2 separate regions of the Homo sapiens genome follow, and region 2 is linked to region 1. A link is an interaction called in ENCODE POLR2A ChIA-PET data of the cell type or tissue named here. Cell type or tissue: A673. All regions are shown on one strand. Each heading gives the region's core, and the rest is flanking DNA. Links, peaks and the distances in the headings are about the cores only.

The links. ChIA-PET counts read pairs that join two places held together with the same protein. Peaks named below come from ENCODE experiments on the same cell type or tissue, not always from the same donor. Only the 100,000 strongest peaks of a DNase experiment are listed, where the experiment ranks them.
Region 2: POLR2A ChIA-PET joins it to region 1 with 7 read pairs; 2 of 35 experiments call an interaction of 5 or more read pairs at or near these places.

The regions. Positions count from the first base shown.
Region 1 is chr2:204,174,144-204,181,915 of GRCh38, forward strand. No RefSeq gene overlaps it. Among named protein-coding and RNA genes, the nearest start is that of ICOS, 240 kb to the left of the region's middle. In A673, for the core only: a CTCF peak has its summit at 3,963 (motif pointing left); DNase peaks (open chromatin) are centred at 2,998, 3,308 and 3,948; H3K27ac peaks cover 2,569 bases.
Region 2 is chr2:205,126,907-205,134,678 of GRCh38, forward strand. All of the region lies in intron 10 of PARD3B (par-3 family cell polarity regulator beta), which reads left to right. Among named protein-coding and RNA genes, the nearest start is that of NRP2, 550 kb to the right of the region's middle. In A673, for the core only: no CTCF peak of the experiment used is centred there; no DNase peak of the experiment used is centred there.

The sequences.
Region 1 (7,772 bases), core at 2,062-6,061:
TGAGCCACGTGCAAAGAACTGGTCATGCCAGACTGACTCAAATAAAGTTATTTCAGTAGTGGTGTTCTCCCAACCACCAGGCAATGAAGGCAAAGTTGCATGTACTTGGAGATGAGCAAACCATTTCCCTCAAAACCAGTGTTTCAATATTTTGCTTGGCATCAAAATCCAATTGGATTGGAGAAGAATGTGGTTTGGAAATAGGCTGAGAATTAATAAATGAAATTGTCCATGAGAAATGCCAGTGTTTTCAAATATGGGGCATGGTCGCTGATAGAAATATTATTTCTTAGTGTCTTTATTCATAAATTGAGAAGAGGAATTTACTTATTGATGCAAATTGCAGATGCTTCTAAATTAGGCAGCATTGTCAACACCTGACAGAACACAATGTCCCCAAAGAGGTTAGAAATGAGGGGCAGGAAATAATAAAACTAGGTTAAATTTGGCTAGATGGAAACTACATCTGGGGAAAAATAATTCAAAAAGCAGATATTCATTGGGCCAAAGAAATCTGGACCACACTGGTGCCAGAGGAGACCCAGGTGCAATACCGGATGGCAAATTAGGTAGGAGTCTAAAATATGCTAGGGCAACCCAAAACCCATTCAATCCTGGCCTGCCTTATCTGATAAAGAAACCTCATCCTATCAAAGGAAAAGATCTGGCCTGCCTCAGCCTTCCCTGTTTGCAGGCCATTCAAAAAAGAAATTTAATCCACTCATTGCCTTGGTTTTAGTTATTCAGATAAAATAAAAATCATCTACTGGAACTATAAGACTTCTATCATTATATCAAGTTCATAGTCAATGGTTTTTAGCTAAAGAAATAAAGCCACAGGGACTTGCATATAGAAGCTTCATTTATAGTAGCTTAAGAGGTGTCACTGCTGTTCTTTCATTATTCTCCCATCATTGTCTCATTCGAACAGTCTTCCAGGTAAGTGGCCAGCAAGTCGTATGGTCTGTCTCTGTTTTACATATTAAGCAGCTGGGGCATTGTTGCCAAGGGCATTCAAGAATGCCAGTCACTGGTCTCTCTGGTGCTTTGTTCATTACAAGGACATCCTTCTTCTAATTGATTTCAGTTTTTGAGAGGCTTTAAAGGGAATTAGAGAGTTGTCATCAATGCCACCACAGGTCTAAGGGGCATTTTTGGATGACTCAATGGGCAGGTTAGTATGCAGCTTAAGGCACCAATGTTTAAAACTTAATTGGTATATAAATAATCTTCATGGTAAACATCAGAACTTTGCTAGACACTCTTAGTTTAAGTTTCATTATTAAGACTATTTTGAGTTATAAAAGAAAATATGGATGGGAAATAATCATCATAATTTCAATGCTAAAGATTTTTTAAGGCCTATATACAGTCTACCTGTATGCAGAAACCTTGAAAAAAAGGAAGGCAGAAGATAGAAGTAAATGCTATCATTGCAAAGAAAATTATTTCGTTCTTTCCTCAGTGTACTTCTATGATTTATCAAGCACACTTGGAGGATGTAAATGCTTCTAGAGCAAAATCACATGATTTTACCCAACTGTAATGGCTCAATTTTAAACAAACCTAGTGGCCATGTACATGCCTGGGCAGAGCCAAGGGCCGTTACGAATGTGCATGCTCAGAAGCTCTTCCCAGAACTATGATTGCATTTTGACCTTGACTAGAGTCCCAGTACTGTGGTTTAGTGGGGCTTTGTTTACTGTCAGATTCATTTCAGTCCCATGGTCTGAGTGACCACTCATTATTGCAATTAAAGTAAGGGATAGTTTGTGATTTGGGTTTTAGTAAGGGATGGTAAATTTTATAGTGTATATAATTTGGAACATGTCTGTGTTTCAGCCCATATGTGGCTATCTGCCCGGGTGCTTATTATTATGCTTATCTACAAATGACCAGATGGCCTTGCCCAAATGTAGAGAACCATTTAGTGCCATTTTAAACCATTAAGGCTATTAAACCTGACAGGAGATAATCCTGTGCCCAAAGGGAACTAGTTTTGCTGTCCTTCAAAGTCATCAAATGTAATTAAATGCCATATTGAGGAGTAGGCATTAATGGATTAAGGGGACAGGACTGTCAACCAGTTCTGGGTCAACCAAGGCAGAGGGAATATAGGAATAGCTCAGAAAGAGAGGTATATTAGGTAAAGTACTGGCTAAGCTGCTGTAACAAAAAATACCCAAAATATTATGTCTCAAAAAAAGATAGTTTATTTCCCTCTAAGACAAAACAAAACAAAACAAAACAAAACAGAGGTAGGGGAAAGGCTCAAGACAGGCAGCTCTGTATCTTAAGATCAACCGGAGACCCATATGCCTTCTATCTCATTGCTCTGACATCCATTATAGTATTTTCCTCACCCTCATGGTTGAAGCTATCTCACCAACACATCTGTATTCCAGTCATCTTTAAGGAGAAAAGAGAAAAAAAGGAGGGCAAGCTAATGTATTTTGAGGAATTGATGGTAATATTGTACACATCACTTCTGTTTACAATTCCACTGGTTAAGAACTTATTTGATCATCACTAGCTGCAGGGGACACTGGAAAACATAGTCACCAATTGGATGGCCATGTGTTCTGCTCAACTCATAGTGGGGATGTTATACTTCTCAAAGGAAGGCTGAGAGAATGATGCTGAAGTTGTGTCTCTGCCACAGTTTTGTTCTAGAATATATAAAAACCAGAGATAAGAATCGGGCAACTACCATTTTAAGGAGTAAGGAGGTCTGAGAAATCCCACAGCTGAGAAAAGATGGCGGCTGGTCAATGCCATGCAAGTGGGACCAGAGAGTATACTACATCCTAGAAACTGAAAGATGCCTTGTGTACATTAAACCACTTAATTTTTACAGCAACTCTATAAATAGTGTATTTGTACAGATCCTCCAAGAAGAAGACACCAACACAGGATTAAACATGAAAGAAACTTATTAGGGGAAGTGTCCGTGAGAGAAAATTGAGACTGGAGTCAGAGGAGTGTGGGGGAGTAGATCTTACACTGAGTGAAGGAGAGAAGGTAGCAAAGAATGAAGCAACAAAGTTCTAAGGAGAGCTTGGAAAGGCCATCAGGGAGTTAGTTTTCATGTCAGGTTCCCCAATCAGAGACCCACATCTTCTGTGTCTTATCTTAGGCCTTAGACACCTACATCCTGCAAGTCTCAGTTATAGGTTGAGAGAAGTCCATGTGAAGTGTGGCTTCAGTGTGAAGGTGGTGAACAAGTTCAGAGAGCAGCAGCTGGGGCCACAGGTCAATTATGCTCTCTGCATAAGAGATCTGAATGGCATATTTTTTCATGTCTATCACAGCAAGGATTTCCTTCCTTCCTTCCTTCCTTCCTTCCTTCCTTCCTTCCTTCCTTCCCTCCCTCCCTCCCTCCCTCCCTCCTTCCCTACTCCTAAAAAGGTTAACACATACGTCCAAATTTAATAGCTGGTAAATGGCAGAGATGGAATTGAGCACACAGCCTATCTTTAAACTAATCAACACACACACTGTCTGCTAAGCTATTGGGTGCACACAGTACATAGTTTTCAGAGGTCAAATCAAACTGGTCAGATGAACAATAGTGTATATGACATCCCTGAACCAAGACCTTAAAGGTGAGGAAACTCCTCCCTCGGGCTGCCTGCTGGGGCAAGAACCAATGCCAGAGCCCCTGGTCTCTGGTGAGGGTGAGGGTGGAGGGCATCATAGAGGAACCGGTCATTTACACAGGATCCCTATAGCTCCTGCCTGAAGCAGCTTTGGAAGACAAAAATCACAGTCACGGCACCAAGCCCTAAGCCTTGGATCAATCTTTTCTCCTTTCTAAGCCCTCCTTGCATCCTCAACCACTCCTGAAGTGAGTTGTTTGGGGTCTGTCAGAAATAAACAGGAGTTCTTTTACTTGAATGAGGCAGGTTGGGTTTAACCCAACCTATGCCTCTGTGTGAATTGGATAAAGGCGCCCCCTGGGGGCAGAAACAGAAGCTCCAGGGTGAATGGTTTGGCAATCAGAGGGAGGCTGGGTTTTAAATTCTATTCATCCCCTTCACCAAATTATGCAGGGCAAAACCATACAAAGTAGCCCTGGTTAGGGTTCTGTGAGCCATCAGGCTTAGAAGTCAACAGAAACCCCAAACTCTTAGCATGGAAACTAAGAAATGCCTGCATCCTGGAGACTTTCAGGGCCAGAGTGCCCACAGTGAGCTGTCCCGGGTACCTGAGCAGCCTGCCCTCTGATACTCTCATGCTGTACCCAGCGTAGCCATTTTCTTTCTGTCTTACAGCTATCTGGGCTCCCCCTACCTCCACCCCCATCCCCCAGCTCTTCAATCCTGTCTCTACTTCCTTATTGGCTAATGACTCAACTGGTCCCTGAGCATGTTTTCAATATCTTCATTCCACAGATTTTAATTGAGCAACAACTAGGTTTTGGAAATGAAGAGATGAACACAATTCAGACTCTCTCCTCAACAGTTCAGTCGAGTGAGGAATCTGCTGTAATAGAATTTGACTTACACAAGGAGTATAGAGAAGGGGCATATCCTTATGGTTGAGCAAGTCATGGGAGGTCCCAATGAAAGATGAATATAAGTCAACTAGGTGAGGAAATGAGGAGGAAGATCATTCCAGAGAGGAGGAACAGCATGTGCAAAGGCCCAGAGGTATCCAAAGCTACGTGCATTCAGAGAGCTAGAATGACTGAAGCTCAGGCTGTGTGCAGCAGGAGAAGTAGGAGATAAGTTGGAAAGGTAGGAGAGAGGTAAGGTCCTGAAAGGAATTTGGACTTTGTCCTGAGGGTGCTGAGAAGCCACTGAGGGGCTCTAAACTGGGAATGGATATGCCAAATTTGTGTTTTAAAAACGATGGCTTCTGCTTCAGCCTCTTTGGGCTGAATCCTTTGCTACTTGGGCCGACTGGCCCCACTTACCATGAGAGATGATACAATTAGCAGGCTGAAATGAGTATTAGAAGGCTCAGAAGTAGGAGACATTCTTGGTCCTAAGGCAAGATTGCCTGTCCCTGAATATCTCAACTTCTGATGGACTGGTTCTGTAAGTTGTTTAGCCTAAACCCAGGTAACATTGGATCTATTGCTAAAAGCCATTTTCTACTCTCACAGATTTTGAATGATTTAGTTGATTCTCTCAATTTCAAAAGAGCCTTGCCCAACAGTATACACTGTTAGACCAAACACACTTTAACATGCATACATTTTTATTGATTGCAAAGTACTTTAATATATGTTAGCTCATTGAATCCTTACAAAATTATTGTAAGGTCAGTAGTAATTCATGTTATCCACTCCCATTTGACAGATAAAGGTACAGAAGAATGGGTTGAATGACATGTCCACAGTTACAAATCAGTAAAAGGACAAGCAAAAACTTGAAAACAGGTTGACTCCAAAGCCAATGCTTTTGCCACTATAGAGTGCTATCTCTAAAATAATTTATTCATGTTCTAATTCATTTCATCCTGCACTTCAAGTCTTCTTTAAAAATAAAAAAAAAAATGCAGACAAGGGAGTATATAGATAGACTAAAAAAGCAAGACAGGAGAAAAGTGAAAATACTAGCCACAGGTTCCCACACAGTAATTAAAATTAGTGTGCAAATTGAGCTCTGAGCTTCCAGGCAGCTAAAGCAAAAGAGGAAAAATGTAATTCATATTGTCCATAAGGAAAAGACTTGCTATATCTCAAGAGAAGCAAACCCTTCTTGGCACTCAGATATGAGAGAATTTTCTCCTGTAAATCTTTTATATTGAGGATATTGAATGATGCTGTCTATAAATTCCTCAGAAACATTCCTGCCAAGGGGGCAGAGATGGAGATGCATGGCTATTTCTTATAGATGCTCCTAATGAGTATGAAGAGCAAAAACCAACGCTGCTTTTTACAATTTTCCTCATCTGTGCCGTTTTTTAGCCATAGGTGTGTTGATGTGTGGTTTTTGAAAGATGAATACTTAAGCGATTGTTTTGGGAAAAGAGAAATTCCTGCCTACAGTTGTAGGTGTACGGGAGGCCACTGAAGTTTCTCCCCTTGGGAAACTCTACAGAAACTTCTCCCCAGTTTTTCAAAGCTCATCTTGACTGGCTCCCTACTGGGATATGTACCTAAGGCAAAACTCAATACCAAAGAAATCTATGTGCCTCCATTTACCACTTTACCTCAGAGGATAAAGATAAATTTTATTAAGATGAACTTCTAATGCAAATTCTCTCAAAAGGGATGCAGACAGCTTTTCTCCACAAAACTACCAATTGGTGACAACTGCAGCAATGCACACATTACATGATGCTCCTTAACTTCCATCTGGAAGAAGTCATTTCAGTACTCCCGAGCCTGTCCAGAAAGGGATCACGGGAGCATACACTCCTTCAAAGATCTACCAGAGATGAGAACAGAAAAACCCCAAAGGCTCAACATTTTGTTGCTCTTGTAGTTCTTCCCTGTCAGAACTAAGACACTGTCTACATTATTTCCATAAAGCTGCTGGCTCAGCCTGTCCCTAGTCCTGGTTGGCTCAGAGAATACAGGTCTCCTTCCCTCTTTACAGACAATGCCCTCCTTCTGGATGGCCACGACAATGGAGCTTGATGATTTAATCATGCTTACACCAGGCTGCCTAGGAGACAGCTGGCTAGGACTAGGATGCAATCTGTGGCTGTGGAGCAGAGCCAAGTTCACTGTGGTTGAACCCATGACCTGAGCCTCCTGGGCATGACCTCTAAATCAGTTGTCACATTTATGACAAGACTGTTATGTTTAGCAATCATAATAATAATAGTGAGAGTTTGCATTGATAGAGCACTTCCTATGTGTCAGTCTCTTGCTGAATGTTTTTATGGGGATTATCTCCTATGAGTCTCTCAACTCCCTGTGAAGAATGCCTATCATCTTTCCATTTTACACACAGGGAAATAGGAGCTTAGAGAGTCTAAGACTTTCCCAAGGGCACATAGCTAATAAGTAGTGAAAACAGGATTCAAACAGGCAATTCAGTTCCTGAGCTCATTTCTAGCTACCACCCTATCCTAGCCCTGTCAGGATTATCCATATTGCAGACAGGGCAACAAATACAAAGCTGTGTCATACAACCTCTAGTTAGCTGGCAGAGCCTCCTGACTTTCAACTCAAGACTCATTCGTTAGACACAGAGTTTTTTAATGTGTAAGTTATGGCACCATTGTTTCTAATGTCTCAGAATCCCATCTTTGGTGTTGGATAATGACAGGCCCAGGGAGGAATGGCTAGCACTAAACATGCTCACCTCAACCACATTCTCAAGAAATATTTTATGAAAACCTGGGTTTCCAAAGAACAAATATTTGATCATCACTGCTTTACTTATACTGCTGGTAGGTTTGTAAATTTGTCTGGCTTTTGGGGAAGGTGCTTTAATAATGATGTATCAAAAGCTTTAGCTAGGGGTACAAATGTAACCCACACATTCACTTTCACTAAAAAAATAATTTGAGAGAAATAATGCAATGTTGAAATCAACCAAGAATTTTAGTCGCACTATTGTTTGTAAAAATGAAAAGTTGAAAATACCCTTAACAGATCATCAATTGATTGATGCAACATTTTGTTACATTCTTACTATAGAATTCCATCTAGATCTTTCAAAGGATAATCTGAATCTACATATATGTTGTGATATAACAGTAAATTCAAGATGCTTGTAATATGTTGATACATGAAGAGAGCAATTATCAAATAATCTGGGTAATATGGTGTATTAGTTTCCTGGGGCTTCCGTAACAAATATTCACAC
Region 2 (7,772 bases), core at 1,952-5,951, 950 kb after region 1:
ATCTGGGATATTGGTTATGAGAGGTTTTCATTTTCTTTTCTTACCATAAATAAATATTATTTATTTTATTGAAATTGTGCTTTTAAGAATGCTATAGAAAATTCAAAAGGAGGACAGGTGCAGTGGCTCATGCCTGTAATCCCAGCACTTTGGGAGGCCGAGGCAGGTGGATCACCTGAGGTCAGGAGTTCGAAACCTGACCAGTATGGTGAAACCCCGTCTCTACTAAAAAATACAAAAAGTAGCCAGGCATGGTGGCATGTGCCTGTAGTCCCAGCTGCTCAGGAGGCTGAGACAGGAGAATTGCTTGAACCTGGGAAGCAGAGGTTGCAGTGAGCCAAGATTGCACGAGTGCGCTCCAGCCTGGGCAACAGAACGAGACTCTGTCTCAAAAAAAAAAAAAAAAAAGGAAAAAGAAAAGAAAATTCAGAAGGGATTTTGTAGCTAATAACAAATAGAAACAAATGTGATAAAAGGACTTGTATTTACTCCTTGTTATTTCCTTTGAATCTGTATAAGAATTGACAAAGGCACATGTAGGTTCCCAGAGTTAGGTTATTGGAACAGTAAGGATTAGTTGACAGAACTGATGATGTTTCACTTGAAGAAGAGAAATTTTAGGAGACATGACAGTTATTATCAAATATGTAAAGAGTTATTGTATGGATTGGAAAGTAGACCTGATCTGTTTCTTCAGACAGTTTCCAAGTTTCCTTGGCATGGAATTTTCTTTCTCCCTTTCCTTCTCTTTCCCATCATCTTACCCATTTTTCCCTTTCCTTATTGTGTACTCTGGGGAGATCTGTAACAAAATAGGGAAAATAAGAAAAAAAGAGTGATCTGAGTCATGCAGATATAGTCCCCATTTCCATTCCTCTACTTGACTCCTCCATACCCAACCATTTGAAAGGTAGAATCCTGAATGTCTGTCTCATCTCCTCACACTTTCTAGAGAAATGATGCAGAAACTTGGAGTCTGGATTTTTTTTCTAAAATACAGATGGATTCTTCTTTCAATCTTTTATTTATCCAAAGACCTTGGTCTTTCTCTACAAGGGTCAAAGTGAAAAGAAACAATAAAAAGGGGGGCAGTTATGTGTATGCACCACAAGAGGCCCTTTCATTTCTTGTCTGATATTTAGGTTGTTAGAAATAAAAACTCTCCAAAATCCTCAGTGGAACTATGTGCTTATTTCTGAGATAGGAGAGCAAAGAAATAAGTTTTGACTGTGTATTCCATTGAACTGTGGTCCTGGAAGAAATAAAACCCTGCATAAAAACAGAAATATTTCAGGCAGCCCCTGAGCATGCAAAAGAATGCAACCACAGAACTCCAACTAGGAACTTAAACCCTCGAGCCTGCAGTTTCTGTCTAGTAGTTCCTTATACCTTTCTCCCATATGTCCTCTGGAATTTTTAACCCCACAGTTAATACCTTCTTCCTAGAAGCTATGCCCCTCCACCAGGTAAGGGATGCTGATTTATCCCAGTTTGAAGCTCTGAATTCATTCCTCATCAAAGGCAATTATATCTGGAAGTTAGCAACTGGAATAACATTTAACATTGTCTCTGGAGTTCACATCCCAGAATTCAACTTCTGTATCCACCACTTACTAGCTGTGTGATGTAGAGCCATTCGGAACATCACTCAGAGGCTGTTTCCTCATCTGTATTGTAAGAATTGTTGTGAAGATTAAATGAGATAATACAGGCAAAGCTTGTAGCATAGTTTCTGGCTAATTGTAAGTTCTCAAAATACGTTAGCTATAATTTTTTTTTCTAATACATGACCATTTCTGTAGTAGTGTAAACACAATTCTATACTCTAGATATATTATGGGGTAGATAGATTTATGCAGCCTTGCCTGGGACTAACCACTATTTTTGAACAATGATTGTTTTATTTTTTTATTATTTTATAATGTATTCTGGGATCCAAAATACTGAGTTAAAAACAACATTTTTATAACCAGTCAAATTGATAAGGGAGGCAGCTGTATGTGTTATTTCACTCTCATTTAATGGAATTTAGTGAAATTTGATTTCTATCCCAGAATGACATAGGCCAAGTCCACCAGGGAGCATATTAAGTTAACTGTGCAACTGTGAGATTATGAGTGCAAACAAATTATTTGTTCTCATTGTTTCTAGTTCTATACTAAATTTGGAGGGTATATGCTTAGTATTCATTCCTTTAGAAGTTTCTAGCAAATATCTAGACTCTCAAAAATAGTTGACAGTCAACCATCCAAATATGTGGAATTTTCTTTGTCACCATAGCAAAGCAAGGGCATTTGAGGTTTATAAGCACCTAAGTCACGTGGACCCATAGCCTTCCTATTGGAGAAATAAGGAAAAGCACTCTTTTTCCAGCCCAAATGCCTGCCTCGAATGCCAAGAGGCAAGAACCTTGCAGGAAGTTTAAAAAGAGGTGATGTTTGGCACGTGCTGGGCTATTTCAGTGGGAATTACTTCATAGTGTGGCATACACCGGCCTGTTTGAAAGGGCAAAATAAAGAAGTGTGTTATGTGATACATCTTTGTGTTTTCCTTTCAAAAACTTGAAGGTGATATCACTTTGGTCTCTTCTTCCTTATCATGATTGATGTACACACTTGACTTTCCATTGAAAATCTGGCAGGATGAAGGAAGGACAGCACTTCCTACTTTTGTCGTGTTCTATCTCCTTTGAGGAAAACAAACTGTGTTTATTGGTTTCCTCTTCTAAGAAACTGTCCTCTTTTGTTAAGCCTTGCTGTTCTGCGAGCTCTGTACCTTCTTAACAGCACTGCACTGCCTAGTTTCCGACGCTTAAATCTTCCTTACTTCCTTGTTATCGTTAGCTTCTTGTAAAGTCTTAACACTTAAGCTAAGGGAGCATGTGGTCAGCAGTTATACAGGAAGTCCCAATATAGAATTGTCTCTTGGATGTGACTCTGTCATTCTGAAGGCCATGGTATCCATTTCCTGGTCATTTCTCCTGACCTGCCACCTAAAAGAACTGTGCTGAACTCCTATATTCTAGTTCGTGTCCTTCCTGAGCAATTGATTAACGTCCCAAGTTTAGCAGCATATTTAGCCAACCTTCTTTCCATCTGGGGCAGACCGGGTTGAAAATCAAGTGAGAGGAATTTATATAATAACATTACAACTATTTAGCTGTTTCTAGTATCTTTACCAAAAGAAGGGTATTTCAAAGATAATCTTTCCAGAATCCCATTCTGAAAGATCCTTTGGTGTCCTCACCCCCTGACTGGGTGAGAGTTTACTGAAGAGGTGTTCACATAAGGAACAGTTTTGCAGAAGGTACTTTGAGATTAGTTTTGGTAATAGATTTAGAATCTGAAGGCTAAACTGCTGTGTCTGTGTCTATACTTGAAATGAAAACTATGCTAGTTAATCAACTGGTGGTTTGCGTGGTCAGTTCTGTAAGAGATGTGGCCTACAAATTCTTTTCTGTCTCTGATACCTGAAATTCTTTCTTATGCTAAATGTCAGATAAAGCCGTATTTCCACTTAAGAAAGCTCCTGAAAAACTGAAGTTTTTCTGTTAATTTCATGGCTTCATTTCTTTAAGAGCTAGAGAGAGAAGGAGAAAGTTATTTGCTATGTATGTGTGTGTACATGTGCATGTATGTGCATGTCTTCTTTTTTTATTGGGTAGAAAGGAAGATTCTGCCCTTTCTTTGTTAACCTCTTTAACGTTTCATTTTCTGACCTGCTGCCTTATTTCTAAATCATCCTGAAAATCACAGCAACCCCTGGTGGGTAAAATGAGCTTAAAAAATTTCAAATGTATTTATAATTTCTACCTGCCACGTTTGCCTGCTATTTGATGCTGGCCTCTGCAAGTGAGATTAACTGTATTTCAAGCAAGCAAGTTTCTCCTGCCTGGCATGATTGAAAACCAAAAGTTAGCCATGTTTGTCATGCTGCTTTGACCTTCACTTAGGAATATTGCTTTTGCTGAGAAAAAATGATGCACATGCATGTGGAACCCTACTTAACAGTTGCTGAGCTTAGTGTAGTCCAACACTGTCATGGTTACCTGTCCCTGTGACTACCTTAGCATGCGAGATGTGGTTCCAACTCTTTCTTATTTTTAAGTAAAAAGTTCACATCTTGAAATGTCAAATTATTTAGCATCATAAATTATAGAATTTTGGTTTGAAATCTTAGATGAACCTCATTTAAATGATATATTATTTCATTCCCTTTGGCTATTTGATTCAAATGATTCCATGCTTAATTAACTGAGATACTTAAGGAAAAATGAATATTATAGCAGTTATTTGTGGATAAGTAGCAGAAATTGAAAGATAATTTCAAAATGATTTTTCTACCTAAACTAATGTGCATGAGATATGTTCTGGAATTTAAATAATTATGCAAAATCCAAAGTACCTTGCTATATTTTATGTATTCTCCAAGTAACACAGTTCATGTCTTATGATGAAGTCCTTGCTAAGACAGAGTTTCTTTTTCAGCTTTTCCCTACAATAATTTCCATTTTCTTCTTACTGCATTTTCATTCAACCAGTATGTACTGAATCTTAGTCAAGGCTCTGCAACATGAACTTCCAGAGATGAAGCTAGAAGCTTCATCTGAAGATGTGTCCTGTCTTCAAGGAGCTTCTAGCCCATAAAGAAAAGAAGAGTGATAAGTGGATCAAATGAGCAAATAAATTGTTACAGGGATTCAAAGTATGTCAGGAACCAAGAAAACCTTCAAGAACATGACAGCATTTGAAAAAGAGACTTGAGAATTGAATAAATTTCAAGATGCAGAGCCACATGGGCAAAAGAAATACTCTCTTCAGTTACTCAGAGATTAGAAAGTACTAAAGTACAATAAGACCGTAAGCAGCCCAGTTTGACAGATTACCGAACAGGAGACTAAGATGAGAAGTAGTGCTATTTTGAATAAGTTTGGAGGGGAAAAAAGATGTTGGGATATCTATTAAGAGCTTATTGTAATTCACTAGAGGGTACCAGTAAGGAGCTTGGGACCTGGAATCCGTCACACCTGGGTTGAGCCTTGACTCTATCACTTATTGATTAAATGGCCTTGATGAAGTTATCTCCCTGAGCCTCCATTCCTCTTCTGTAACACAGGGACTAGACTAGTGTCTACCCAAGAGACTAGTTGTTAGGATTAAATGAGATGCATGTAAAATGCTTACATTGGGCCACAGAGAATGGGATTTAACAAATATTCCTTGTTATTATAACCATTGCTCATTTGAATGAGAGATATTAAGTGCACAGATTAGATTTTCCCACCTGTTAAGAATGGAGAGAAGAAAATATTGTGGTAGAAAACTTTGGTTTTGGCAACTGGTAGATGTGGGAGTGAAGGAGTGAGAAATATCAATAATTCCAAAGTTTTTAATTTGGCTGTGTTGTGATATTATTACTTGTTGCAGGAGAAAACAATTTTTATTATCCTAGAGTTTTATGACTTTCATGAATCCCAAGCTGTTTTATGGGCCAGTGAGCCTCGGCATTTTTCTTCCCCTACTCTCTACTCTCATTCCAAACTCTTCATCTTTGAAAGGGAGGACACTCCTCTCCTCCCTTTTATCTCAAAACTCCTTAAGATATCTACTTATAGGTCATTTGCTTGGGCAAAGCTTCCTTGAACCCCCAAGTCTAGTTTATGGAACCTTACGCAGCTTTCCATCCATATTAAGGGTTCACCTCAGCATGCGCCCGAATCACACAATATTATAATTTCTCCAATAGACCTTAAGAACTATAAAGAAATAGTCCTTAAGATGCCACATTTGGGAATCTCATGGCCTGGATGTGAATCCCTGCTTTGCAATTTCATTTAGCCTTTCAGTGTCTCAATTTCCTCATTTGTTAAAAATGAGGATAAAAGCAACACCTACCTTGTAGGGTTGTGTGAGAATTAACTGTGTGCAGCTGTTGACGCACAGTGAGTGCCAAATCATATTAATCCTTGTTATTTCCTGTGCCTAGAGCATAGTGTATGCTCAGTGGATATTTGTTGACTGAATGAATGAAAGCTACGCATTACTAAAGTTGGTGATATAGAAGGCTGGGAAACGTATTACTAAATGAGCCATTACTGCTAGTCTGTATCTAGTCTGCATTCAGTATATTATTATCCTGTACAATTCTTTTAAACCAAATTAAAAAAATATATGCAGGGATTTTCTCTGAGCAATAGCGATTTCTGATTTACAGCTGCGTGCCACAATGAGGGTTAGGATAGTTTTCCATGTAAATGACAGCTTCAGTGGTTTAAGTTACCATGATGACATTTGCACAATCTAGTTGTACAGTTTACTTGTAAAGACATATGAGAGCCATAAGTATCATGTTATAATTTGAAATGTTAGCGGTATTTTTACAGTATCGTGTTAAAGTATTTTAAATGCTTCAATTTGGGCTGCAATAATTTGTTAGAACAATGGTTCTCAGAGTGTGGTCTCAGGCTAGTAGTCTTGGCATCACTTGGGGATTTGGTAAGCATGCAGATTGCCAGGCTCCCTCCACACCTACTGAACCAGAAATTCTGGAGGTGGGCTTAGAAATCTGTATTGTAACAAGCCTTCCAGATAATTCTGGTGCTCACTCAAGTTTGAGAACCATTGGAATAGTGGTTTCATTATAAAGAACATGAAGCCTGTAGGATAACTTAGTGGCTATTGCTGACTAGCTTCAGTGATCAAATTTTCAACTTTATGTCTCCTGTGAAAAATGTCTTGTTCTGGGAAAAATATTCTGTGAAATTTTTTAAGCCCAGTTGAGTTGTGCCTTTTTGGCTATGTGCCCCTCATTTTGGCAAAGGGCCAGTGCTGAGTGCAATGCAGTTACCCAACTCAATTACCCCTGATTCATTTAGGCAAACTCAATTGTACTTGACTTTCTCAGGTCCAACTCGATTGTGCTTTAAAATTTCCACACTCAATTTGATTGTGCTCAAAATTTTTTATGTGCCACCTTGTAACTTGTAGATTCAGACACATATCACAGGAGGTACTTTTGAGAGACTTGGAATATTGGGTTGTTGGTATTTGTTTGCAGTTATACCCATTTCCCTTCTTCCTTTCCTCTTATCACCTCTATTGGAGGCTTTAGGGTAAGATATGTTCCATTGACCCCATTACATGGACAATATTCCAGCATCCACCCTTTTACTATGGTTGGACTCAAGTTAGAGATATCACAGATTCTAGGAAAGTGATCCTTAAACTGTCACAAAGCAACTGTGCTTAGTTTCCATTTATCTCATTTTAAAGATGAAAGTGAGGTACAGAAACACTGCCCCTTACCAGCATTTACATCGTCAAAATCAGAAATACGACTGGGTGTGGTGGCTCATGCCTGTAATCCCATCACTTCAGGAGGCTGAGGTTGGTGGATTGCTTGAACCCAGGAGTTTGAGACCAGGCTGGACAACATGGTGAAACCCCATCTCTACAAAAAAAAAAAAAAATTAGCCAGGCATGGTGGCACACACCTGTAGTCCCAGCCACTTGGTAGGCTGAGGCAGGAGGATCATCTGAGCCTAGAGAAGTAGAGGCTGTAGTGAACCAAGATCATGCCACTGCATCTAGCCTGGGCAACAGAGTGAGACCCTGTCTCAAAAAACAAAGTCAGAAATAGCTTTTAAGTAAGACTTCCACCTCACTGAGGTAAATGCTGTACCTTCTCTCACTTGTGCAATGTGCTCAGAGACTGGGTCCTTAATCATGGCCAGCTTTTTGAATGTGCTCAATAGCCCACAAGGCCAAGGGATT